2 separate regions of the Homo sapiens genome follow, and region 2 is linked to region 1. A link is a loop called in an ENCODE intact Hi-C map of the cell type or tissue named here. Cell type or tissue: transverse colon. All regions are shown on one strand. Each heading gives the region's core, and the rest is flanking DNA. Links, peaks and the distances in the headings are about the cores only. Region 1 has its middle 54 kb from the start of MIR3141. Region 2 has its middle 15 kb from the start of MIR3141.

What was found. Hi-C counts contacts between places; a loop is a spot of excess contacts. Peaks named below come from ENCODE experiments on the same cell type or tissue, not always from the same donor. Only the 100,000 strongest peaks of a DNase experiment are listed, where the experiment ranks them.
Region 2: it touches region 1 in a loop (2.5-fold over the local background); 3 of 110 quality-filtered maps call a loop at or near these places.

What each region holds. Positions count from the first base shown.
Region 1 is chr5:154,539,502-154,544,873 of GRCh38, forward strand. No RefSeq gene overlaps it. Among named protein-coding and RNA genes, the nearest start is that of MIR3141, 54 kb to the right of the region's middle. RefSeq lists enhancers at 1,859-2,361, 2,008-2,302. In transverse colon, for the core only: no CTCF peak of the experiment used is centred there; a DNase peak (open chromatin) is centred at 2,157; H3K27ac peaks cover 1,850 bases; H3K27me3 peaks cover 2,280 bases.
Region 2 is chr5:154,608,036-154,613,407 of GRCh38, forward strand. No RefSeq gene overlaps it. Among named protein-coding and RNA genes, the nearest start is that of MIR3141, 15 kb to the left of the region's middle. RefSeq lists a silencer at 2,696-2,745 and an enhancer at 3,147-3,916. In transverse colon, for the core only: a CTCF peak has its summit at 2,505 (motif pointing left); a DNase peak (open chromatin) is centred at 2,476; H3K4me3 peaks cover 1,227 bases; H3K27me3 peaks cover 5,000 bases.

The sequences.
Region 1 (5,372 bases), core at 266-5,265:
TCCCTATTTTTAAAAATAAATAAGCCAGCTGGGTACGGTGGCTCACACCTATAATCCCAGCACTTTGGGTGGCTGAGGTGAGTGGATCTCCTGAGGTCAGGAGTTCGAGACCAGCCTGACCAATATGGTGAAACCCCATCTTTACTAAAAATACAAAAATTAGCCAGGTGTGGTGGTGTGTGCCTGTAGTCTCAGCTACTTGGGAGGCTGAGACAGGAGAATTGCTTGAACCCAGGAGGCAGAGTTTGCTGTGAGACGATATCACACCATAGCACTCCACCCTGGGCAACAGGGTGAGACTCCATCTCAAAAATCAATCAATCAGTCAATCAATCAATCAGGCCTGGTACAGCGGCCCACATCCATAATCCTAGCACTTTGGGAGACCAAGGCAGGAGGATCACTTGAGGTCAGGAGTTCCAGACCAGCCTGGTCAACATGGCGAAACCCTGTCTCTACTAAAAATGCAAAAATTAGCCAGGCATGATGACCTGTGCCTATAATCCCAGCTACTCAGGAGGCTGAGGCAGGAGAATTGCTTGAGCCCGGGAGGGGGAAGTTGCAATGAACTGAGATCATGCCACTGCAGTCTAGCCTGCACAGTAGAGCAAGACTCTGTCCCCATTAAAAATAAATAAATAAAAATAAAGTATAAAACAAAAATTATTGAAAGATAAATAAATAAATAAATAAATCAGAAACGACCAGATTTTGAAGTCAGGCACACCTAAGTTAAAATGTTGGTTAATTTGCTGAACAGACACTCTGTTCAGCAAGTGAACCAGCATTTCCTACAGTCTGGGGCAGACAATCGTATGGAAGTCTGGAAAAATACAGAACATCAGTGTTTTGAGAACCCTGGACCACTCCTGTCCCTCTACCTCAGTCATCAATGCAGAAGCCTGGCTTTGCTCTATTAAGATTGGAAATGTACACTGTTGAGTCCCAGTGGTGGAAGGAAGGAGGGTCTTTCTTCCTGTGTTAATTGAATAGAGGCTACAGTGGTTAGCCTGGACTAAAGGCATCCCTGTCTTTTGAGCAGTTCACCTCAGTAGAAAAGAATCTAAAGGAAGATCACTGCCATTTAGATCTGCTGACCTGTGTGCCTACCCCTTGCAAATGTCTGCTGGGTACTTCTAATTCCACAGGTCATCAGATGCCTGCTTGGTAATATATGAATAATAAAAACAACTTTCACTTCTTCCTATTTAAAAAAAAAAAAATGCTGGTTCAGCCACTGACTAGCTGTGTGACCTTGGACAAACCACTTAACCTCTCTGGGCTTCACTTCTCTCATCTGCAAAACTGGGACAGTGACAGACACTAGCTCATTGTTATGTGAATCAGGAAACATGCACAAGTAAATGCTTAATAAATAGGTAGCTGTTCTGAATCCCTTCTGCTCCCAGTCTGCCCCTCAATAGCTGAGTGACATTGGATAAGATCCTTCTTCTATGGGCCTCGGTTTCCTAATTTGTACAATGAGTGTGATTGACTAGGTCAGCGTTTCCTGAAGTATGGCTCACTGGTGTAAGCTAGATGATTTTTCGTGGTACAAGGTGAATATTTGTTATTTAAAATTATGAATAGATTTTAACGTATAAGAGAAAAAATAAAACTAAGATAGCAAACATGTGATTTTGTGGATATTGTTTGGAATGAAGCCAAGTAAAAAGTAGCGATTTAAAATAAAAAGCATGAAGTGAATAACAGATCAAGCGGTACACCAATACGGCAGAAGTTGGGAAGGTGATCCTTGAACAACCCGGATTTGGGGAAGTCTGGGCAAGATGATCTGGCTTTGATTATCTGGCTACCCAAAGAAAATCCACCTCATGAGTTACTTGCTAGGGGGACCCGTTGGTCCGCCCTATTTTTTTAAGTGGCCAGGCCCCTGTAAGCCCCATTGCCAGGAGTTTTGGCTAATGCCCTTTCAGTACATGTTGCAAAAATAATATAAATAACTCATCCTAGGACTTCAAACATGCCACCTGAGATGTATGGTGGAAGATTACAGGTTTCCAAGACGCACCCCCTCCATCATTCCCGTGGCTTAGAGGCTTGCTGGAGAGCGGAGATCAATGCTTTGGTTTTATGGGCAGCTGGGCCACGTGACCAGGCCCCAAATCCTTTGCTTTATGGGTTGTTTACACATTCCTGGTGAGAAACGGTTTACATTCTGGGCCCTGAGCGCACTCCTAAATCAGCTGCCGGGTTCTTGCAGTTGGAGGTGAAAGAGATCTGTGTGTCGGTGGGCACCAGGAGGCGAGGGGAGGAACAGAGAGGGGCAGGCTGAGAGGGGCCTGGGGAGGGAGCCCTCAGGGCCCCGTGTTTCCTGTCTGTGGCACCTGGAACCTATTTCTGAGTCAGCGGGGGGCGCTGTGCAGGGCCTGAGGTGGGTAGGAACCTGAGGGGCTGCATATGCACCATATTCAGGATGTGCTGGGCTCGCACTCAGTGCAGGCACTTGGCACATGTTAGCTCACTGGGTTCCCACAACAGCCCTGGGAGGTTGGGGTTTTTCCCATTTTCAGAGGAGGAATCAGAGACTCAGGGAAGTAAAGCACCCTGTTCCCTATTACATAGCTGAGGAGTGACAGAGAAGGACACTCGAACCCTGCTCTGACCAAGGCAAAGGCTGTGGTCTTGCCACTCTCCTTTCTTGTCGCTGGGGCTCCAACAGAGGCCATTTGGGTTGGAACTTAGGAGATGCCTCCTGGAATGGCGAGGGAGGATGAGGGGGAGGCGATTCCTGTCTGGGTTTTGTGACTTGGCCAAGTCACTGTCTGAAAATCCCGCATCACACAGTTGACCTTGTGGATCTGGTGCACAAGATCCCCTGGAAATCATCTGGGCAAGTTCGAGGGTACCCAGTGGGCCCCTGCTTGTCCCTCCCCTCCTCATTCCCTCCTTCCTCTTCTTTCTCCCAGTTACCCTTCCCCTCTTACCCCCTCCACCCTGAGAGGGTCCTTACGGTCCATTTGTTTTCCTTGGCCCCAGTTCTGCCCTTGGCAGCTGTGTGGGCTCTTAGGAAGCTGCTCAGATGCTGGGGCAGCTCTCAGCCCCCTGAGTCTTCTCCAAACCATCCAGCCCCAGTGCCTCAGCAGTTCCCCAAGTGACGTGGCTTCGAGCCCCTTCCTCATCTTGGATGCTGCCTTCTGAGGTCAGAGCAGGGAGATGACCCAAAGTTGGCGAGGGGAGTTAGCAAGCAGCCTGTGTAATGAATGTTCTTCTCTCTCTGGATCCAGAGGCAGCCAGGAGTTGTGGAAAGTGTGCAGGCTCCAAGGAGGGTGACACAGACATGGATTAATGCCCTTTTCCAACACTGAATCACCTCGCTCAAGGCACTTAACTCTCCCAGCCATGGTTTTCTCCTCTGTAAAGTAGAAGTAACAATTGTAGCAGACATCCATGCTTTGCCCAGCAGCCTTCCACCTTCCACCTGGTATCCCTAGTTTCCTGTCGAGGTCCCTTCCTCTCCTGCTCTCATCCTATATGAGTTGGGGGTAAGCTTATCCTTGGCTCAGGGACTAAGGTACTGAGCACTTCCCTCACACTACCTGCTCCCTCCCACAGTGACTGGTTCAGGAATGGGCATTTTTGAGAACACAGCAACCCACGGAGCAGAGCCATGCCAGGAGATGGCAATATTATTTGAGTGTCTGCATTAAGCTGTACCAGAAGCCAGATTCTTTTGCCTTTCCAGATAGATACACAGACTAATAAATTCCCTGTGGAAGATGAATCACAAAAAAGGCCTCCTTTCTCCAATCCTCTCTGTGTTCTCCCGCCTTCTTGCAATATGGCTTTACAGCAATTCTTATCAAAAGGTGGGATTTATTTCCTTCCTCCCTAAATTTGGGTTGCTGTTGTGATTTGCTTTGGCCAATAGAAGGTGGCAGAAGTGATGGAGGGCCAGTTCTGAGCATGCCCTTCAAAGAGCTTTGCACACTTATGTTGGCTCTCTTGGACCTGTGAACAAGCCTGAGCTAGCTTGCCAGAGGTGTGGAGACCCAGTTGTCCCAGCCAAGGCCATCCTGGACCAACCTACAGTCTGCTAGCTGGAAATGCACGGGAGAGTTCAGCCAAAAACAGCAGAGCTGACCACAGAGGCTGAACCCAGGGAAACCACAAGAACCACCCAGCTCGCTGTAGATTCATGACCAAGAATAAATACTTAACTGTTTTTGTTTTTTGTTTTGAGATGGAGTCTCGCTCTGTCACCCAGGCTGGAGTGAAGTGGCACAATCTCGGCTCACTGCAACCTCGCCTCCTGATTCAAGCGATTTACCTGCCTCAGCCTCCTGACTAGCTAGGACTACAGGCTCATGCCACCGCCCCCGGCTAATTTTTGGAGAATAAATACTTACTGTTTTAAACATTGCATTTTGGGGTGGTTGATTATGCACCAATAGCTGATATATTCCTTGTTTTGCTTAAATTAGTCCTGGTTGGTTTTTCTGTCATTTTCAATCAGAAAATCCCAGATGATGCAACTGTAATACCTACCTCATAGGACTGCTCTGAAGATTGGAAGTGACATTGGCAGAGTGGCTGGCACACTTGGGGAGGAGTCAGTAAACAATAGCTGTTGTCATTATTCCCTGTTCATCCTCCCAGCTACTCCCTCATCCACGTCCTCCAACCACAGGCAGCAAGTCCTCTGCCAGTGTGGAGAGTGGAGGTGGGCACGCTGGCTGAGGGGTGCCCTGGGTGGCCATGCTGTTGCTACCAAGCACTGGGGAGGAGACCAGAGAACCCAAGTTCAGTTCCCCATCTTCCAGAGGTGAGCCCTTAAGTGCCCCGTGAGAGAATGAGATGCTACTTCTCGGGTTGAACGGAATAAAAGTCTTCAACAAGATTTCCCTATGGTTTAGCAACTCCACTTCTGGTATGGGCTGAATTGTGTCCTGCCCACTCCCCAAAAGTCATAAATTGAAGCACCAATTCCCAATATCTCAGAATGTGACTGTATTTGGAGGAAGAGCTTTTAAAGAAGTAACTAAATTAAAATGAGGCCATTAGGGCGGATCCTAATCCAATCTGACTGGTGCCCTTTTAAGAAAAGGAAATTTCGCACAAAGCCACCAGGTATGTATATGTACAGAGAAAATGCTATGTGAGGGCTCAGCGAGAAGGTATTCGTTATTATTTCTTTTTACTAACCAAAAAGAAAGGCTTCAGGAGAAACCAGCATTGCCAACACCTTGATCTTAGACTTCCAGTTTCCAGAACTGTGAGAAAATTAATTTTTGTTGTTTAAGCCACCCAGTCTGTGATATTTTAATAAGGCAGCCCTAGCAGACTAATACAACTTCCTAACTGTGTAGCTCTAGGCAAGTTACTTCACTTCCTAAATGTCAGTTTCCTCA
Region 2 (5,372 bases), core at 307-5,306, 69 kb after region 1:
GCCCTATGCTACCCTTCCTTGTGGCCTGAGCCTGGTGGTGGGAGCAGGTCTGCAAGGAGAAGGCACAACTGGATTTTTAGATGGATTGGGTGGTAGAATGAGTTCTGGGCTGGGGGATAAGAAATCCCAGCAGAAACCCTTCTGTTTTCTATATCCCTTTCAGGCTCTCAGAGCCTCAACTTCCTCATCTGTATACAGGGCTTATTCCCCTGATGGAAAATTAGAGATGGACACTTACCATGGAGCTAGTGAAGCTTAGGTCTCAGGGGACCTCATGTACACATGGCTCTTCTAAAGCCCTGCACCTAATTTTGTTTTCTCTTCCTTAAACAGGGGCCCATAAAATCCACACCAGGCCCTGACTGTAAGAGTGGCTATGAAAATGCCAAATGAGGGATAAAACCAGAGGGCTTTCACCTAGGGAACTCACCACCTCCAAAAGGGGAAGAGAGCCCTCCTAAGGTGCTCCTGGAGCTCCCCTCCTCACCAGCTTTGGTTTCTCCACTTTCCTACCGGATGAGTCCTGCCTCTTCCTGCCTGGGAGTTTATCAGCAGGGAGTGGCAGGGCCTGCTAATCAGGGGCTGCTCCAGGCCCCCGGGATTAACCCTGCAGACCCTGGGCCAGGGTCAGCAGCCCCGGCTACCAGTTATGCTCCCGGGTTCTCATCTGTGGATTAGATTGCTGGGGAGGGAGGAAGGGGAACTTTAGGGAGGGACTCACTGGCAGCCAGAGAGATTAAAACTAAATGAGAATACCTCACTCTCCTACTTAGAACCCTTCAGGGGGCTGCCTCTGCGTCTAAAATGAAACCCAGACCTTGCCCCACCCATCGGGCCCTGCCCTCCTCTTTGATCTCAGCCCTGGCTGTGGGGTGCTCCAGCTTCGCCTGCCTGCCTTCCTTCCCTTTCAGACCCCTTCCCTCCTCATTTGCTCTTGCCCTGAGACTTTGGCACTGGCTCTTCCTGTGCCTGGAAACTCCTTCCCAGATCTTCAAAAGGCACCTCCTGCAGGTCTCTTCTCAAACGTCACATCCCAGAGATGCCTTCCCTGGCCACATTTCTAAGGTCTTCCCCTACCCACCCCACTGTGCCACTCTCATTTTTCCCTGTTTAATTTTATAATCAGAGGCTGACATTCATATCTATTTTCTGCTATTCATCTGCCTCTCCCATGAAGAAGTGAGCTGAGATTCTCTCCTCAGCGCTTCAGACAGAGCCTGGTGCATAGAGGGGGGCTCAGTAGTAATTTGTGGAAGGAAAGGATGAGGGTGGTAGATCTGTGAAACCACCCTCCTGGGCTCTCGGCCAGGGTTGGGGTTGGGGGATAGAGGGTGGTTAAGCCAGGATCCCTGCCCAAGGAGCCATGTTCTTCCTATTGTGAGAGAGCAGATTGCGTAGGTGGGTTTGGAAAGAGAAGCAACACTGCTGGTTTCAGCTGCAAGCCCAGAGCTGGTTTGGACAAGGTGGTTCCCTGCCTGCCTGTGTTAGAACCCTCAGAAAACTTGTTACAGAGATGGCTGCTTGACCTGCCCCTCCGGTGGAAGGGAAGGCTTCCCAGAGGAGCTGGGCTGGGACATTGGTAATCAGGTACACCTGCCAGGGCAAGGAACTACAAGATCATGAGAAGACAACAGACGGTCTGGCTGTGGAGGGCTGGGAGCAGCAGGGCACCTCCTCTCCTCCCCAAGCCCAAGACTCCCAGGTGGGTTATGCTGAAGACCAGGGAGGCCCGAAATGGAGGAGCCTTGGGCTGGCTTCAGACCCCTGCTGGTCCTGCCAGCACCACCTGCGGCAGCAGGTGCAGGTCTGCCCTCAGCTCCTACCAAGCAGGGTCAGAGACCCCTCCTAGCATGCCTCCAGAACACTCTCAGGGAGACCGGGCCAACCCTCAGCCCTTCTTCCCCTTCCCTGCAGCAAGAGCCCTGTTTCGCGCACTCTGAACTGGGCTTGGGCCATGTTCCTGCCACACACAAACTGGGTGACCATAAGAAAGCTACTTACGGCCGAGTGCAGTGGCTCACGCCTGTAATCCCAGCACTTTGGGAGGCCGAGGTCGGGGGATCACAAGGTCAAGAGATAGAGACCATTTTGGCTAACATGGTGAAACCCCATCTCTACTAAAAATACAAAAATTAGCTCGGCATGGTGGCGGGCGCCTGTAGTCCCAGCTATTTGGGAGGCTGAGGCAGGAGAATCGCTTGAACCCGGGAGGCGGAGGTTGCAGTGAGCAGAGATCCCGCCACTGCACTCCAGCCTGGCGACAGAGCGAGAGTCCGTCTCCAAAGAAAAAAAAAAAAAAATCATCTCTAAGCCTAAGTTATGGGATAATAAACAAGACCATGGGAGGGTTGAACAACTTCATCGTGAAAGGCCCGAGCACATGGTCCTGAGCACGGCGAGACGCCTAAGTGCAACTGCGATGTTTGTCCTCTTTCCCCAGAACCCAAAGCGCCCGGGCCTGCGTAGCCCTGGCCTCCAGCGTCACCTGCTGGTCCAGTGGGAGAATGTCGCACCCTGCCGTCCTGGGGTGAAGGACTCCAGAGCCCCGAGTGCCAGCCTCAGCCCTGCCCCGACTCCCTCCCTGCAGCACGCGGGACGAGCCCCAACCCCAACCCCCGCCGCCGCGGGCCGGACCTTCGCATCCGTAACTTCGACACGGCAGTCTCCCTCTGCCCATTAGCATGGTTTGGAGGCTTCCAGAGAGCCGGGGGAGCCAGGAAATAAATCCCTTCTGTGAGGGACGGGACCGGCTCAGCCACGGCAGCTGGCCACGCTGCGTCCCCCGTGGAGGAGCTGTCACTGGGCGAGTGGACCCTGAGCCTGGGACCCAGTCCCTCGGGGTTCAAGACGAGTTCCAGGCTCGGCCTTGTTCCTCACCAAAGCAAAACCCACAGCTGCCTGCTCCACCACCGGGCGCCCACGGCGCAGGGCAGAGCAGGTGCTCCGATCCCCGTTTCACCTGCCGGGCGCACACACTCCCGGGCCCATACCCACGCCCACGCGCCCAGCAAGTTCCTGGGGTTTTTTGTTTTGTTTTGTTTTCTGGCTTCATTTGTTTAATGTTTCTCCCCTCAATCCTCCCCATCCCCTCACCGTCAGCTCCTGGAGGGAGGACAGAGCCTGGACTGCGTGCCCCATCCCCCGGATTCCAAGCACCTGGCACACGACTATGTGTTAAATAAATAAAATAAATAAATACTGTTTAAAAATGAAAATGAAATGTATTAAATTAATAAAATAGAACATTTCTAGCGACACACACAGGCACGCCAATCTCAGTCACACTCGCCCCAGGCACAGACACTGTCACTATGATTTGCCATCCCCGCCTCCCCACGCTGGAGAGCAGCGCCCTCACAGAAGGGCCGAGCCGCGGACGGGCCACACACCCGCGTGTACACACAGTCCGAGAACGCACACACGTACACACACACATGCGCAAGGCACGGCCTGGCCTTCAGGCACAGAGAGCCCATCCGGTTTCCCACTCAGCTCCCACAACTTCCCCCACACTTTGGTACTAAGGGCTCAGCTGGGTCCTTTTGAAGCCACCAAGGGAGGGAGTTGGGAAGGGCCCCAGTGACAAACAGTGGGGAGCAAGAATTTTACGAACTTAAGGGCTGTAAATTTCGGCCAGCAAATCCCCGCCCCTGTCCGTCCGCCCCGCCTTCCTTCTCACGAGGAGGGGGGCGTATCTTCCCACCCTCTGCTCATCCCCACCCTTCTCAAACTAATCAGCCAGTTCAAATGGTACCCTTCACCTATGATCACACCACTGTCATCAACGCCACCACCACTTAGATTGCCAGTGTTTGAATCCTAGCTCTGCTCTGAACAGTAAGTGCCCTTAGACAAGCGACCTCTGTGTCTTCCACTGCGAAATGGGAATAATAATAGTACTTACTCCTGGGAGAAGATGTGAGAATGAAGAGATAATGCACTAAAGCCCGGGGCCGCTATGCCTGGTCATTGTTAAATATTCATAAAATGGGAAGTATAGTTATTATAGGGTCTTTAAAATGATTATTCTTAGGATGCTATTTAAACTTAAAATAGCAGAGTTGGACAGGTTTTTAGAGACCTGTATTCCAGCTCTGTCTTTGTAAGCTGGAGAAAAAGAAGTCTAGAGAGTCGCTTGCTCAAAATCACACTGCCAGTCAGTGGTAGAACCACGTCAAAAGTTCAGATCTCCTAGGTGAGGAGTTGTTAGACATAATACCAAAATCACAATCTGTTTTCTGAAATTGATAAATTGGGCCAGGCGTGGTGGCTAACACCTATAATCTCAGCACTTTGGGAAGCCAAGGCAGGTGAATCATTTGAGGTCAGGAGTTTGAGACCAGCCTGGCCAACATGGTGAAACCTCACCTCTACTAAAAATACTAAAAATTAGCCAGGCATGGTGGCGCATGCCTGTAGTCCTAGCTACTTGGGAGACTGAGGCACGAGAATCACTTGAACCTGGGAGGCAGAGGTTGCAGTGAGCCGAAATTTGTGCCACTGCATTACAGCCTGGGCAACAGAGTGAGATTTTGTCTCAAAAAAATAAAATGAAATTGATGGACTTTATTGAAATTAAAAACTTCTGTCCTTCAAAAGACATTGTTAAGAGGATAAAAAAAGCCACATATTGAGAAATATTTACAAGTCGTATATCCGATATATAAGTTGTATCAAACATATATAAAGAGCTTGTAAAAATCAGTAATACAAAAACAAACAATCCAATTTTTAAATGGTCAAAAGACTTGAACAGACACTTCACCAAAGAAAATGTTTGAATGACAAATAAGCACTTGCAAAGAGGCTCACCATTAGTCATTAGGGAAATGCAAATTAAGATAATAATGAAATACCACTACACATTTACTAGAATGACTAAACTGGGGCCAGGCGTGGTGGCTCACGCCTATAATCCCAGCACTTTGGGAAGCTGAGGTGGGCAGATCATCTGAGGTCAGGAGTTCGAGACTGACCTGACCAACATGGAGAAACCCCATCTCTGCTAAAAATACAAAATTAGCAGGGCATCATGGCGCATGCCTGTACTCCCAGCTACTTGGGAGGCTGAGGCAGGAGAATCACTTGAACCCAGGAGGCAGAGGTTGTGGTGAGCCGAGATCATGCCATTGCACTCCAGCCTGGGCAACAAGAGCGAAACCCTGTCTCAAAAAAAAAAAAAAAAAATGACTAAAATGGGAACGGAAAGCCAACAATACCAAGTGCTGATGGAGATGCAGAGCAGCTAGAACTCTGATGCATTGCTGATGGGAATACAAAATGGTGCAGGCACTTTGGATTACAGTCTCACAGTTTCTTATAAAGTTAAACATATACTTACAATAAAACCCCAGAAGGGTGGGGGCAGTACT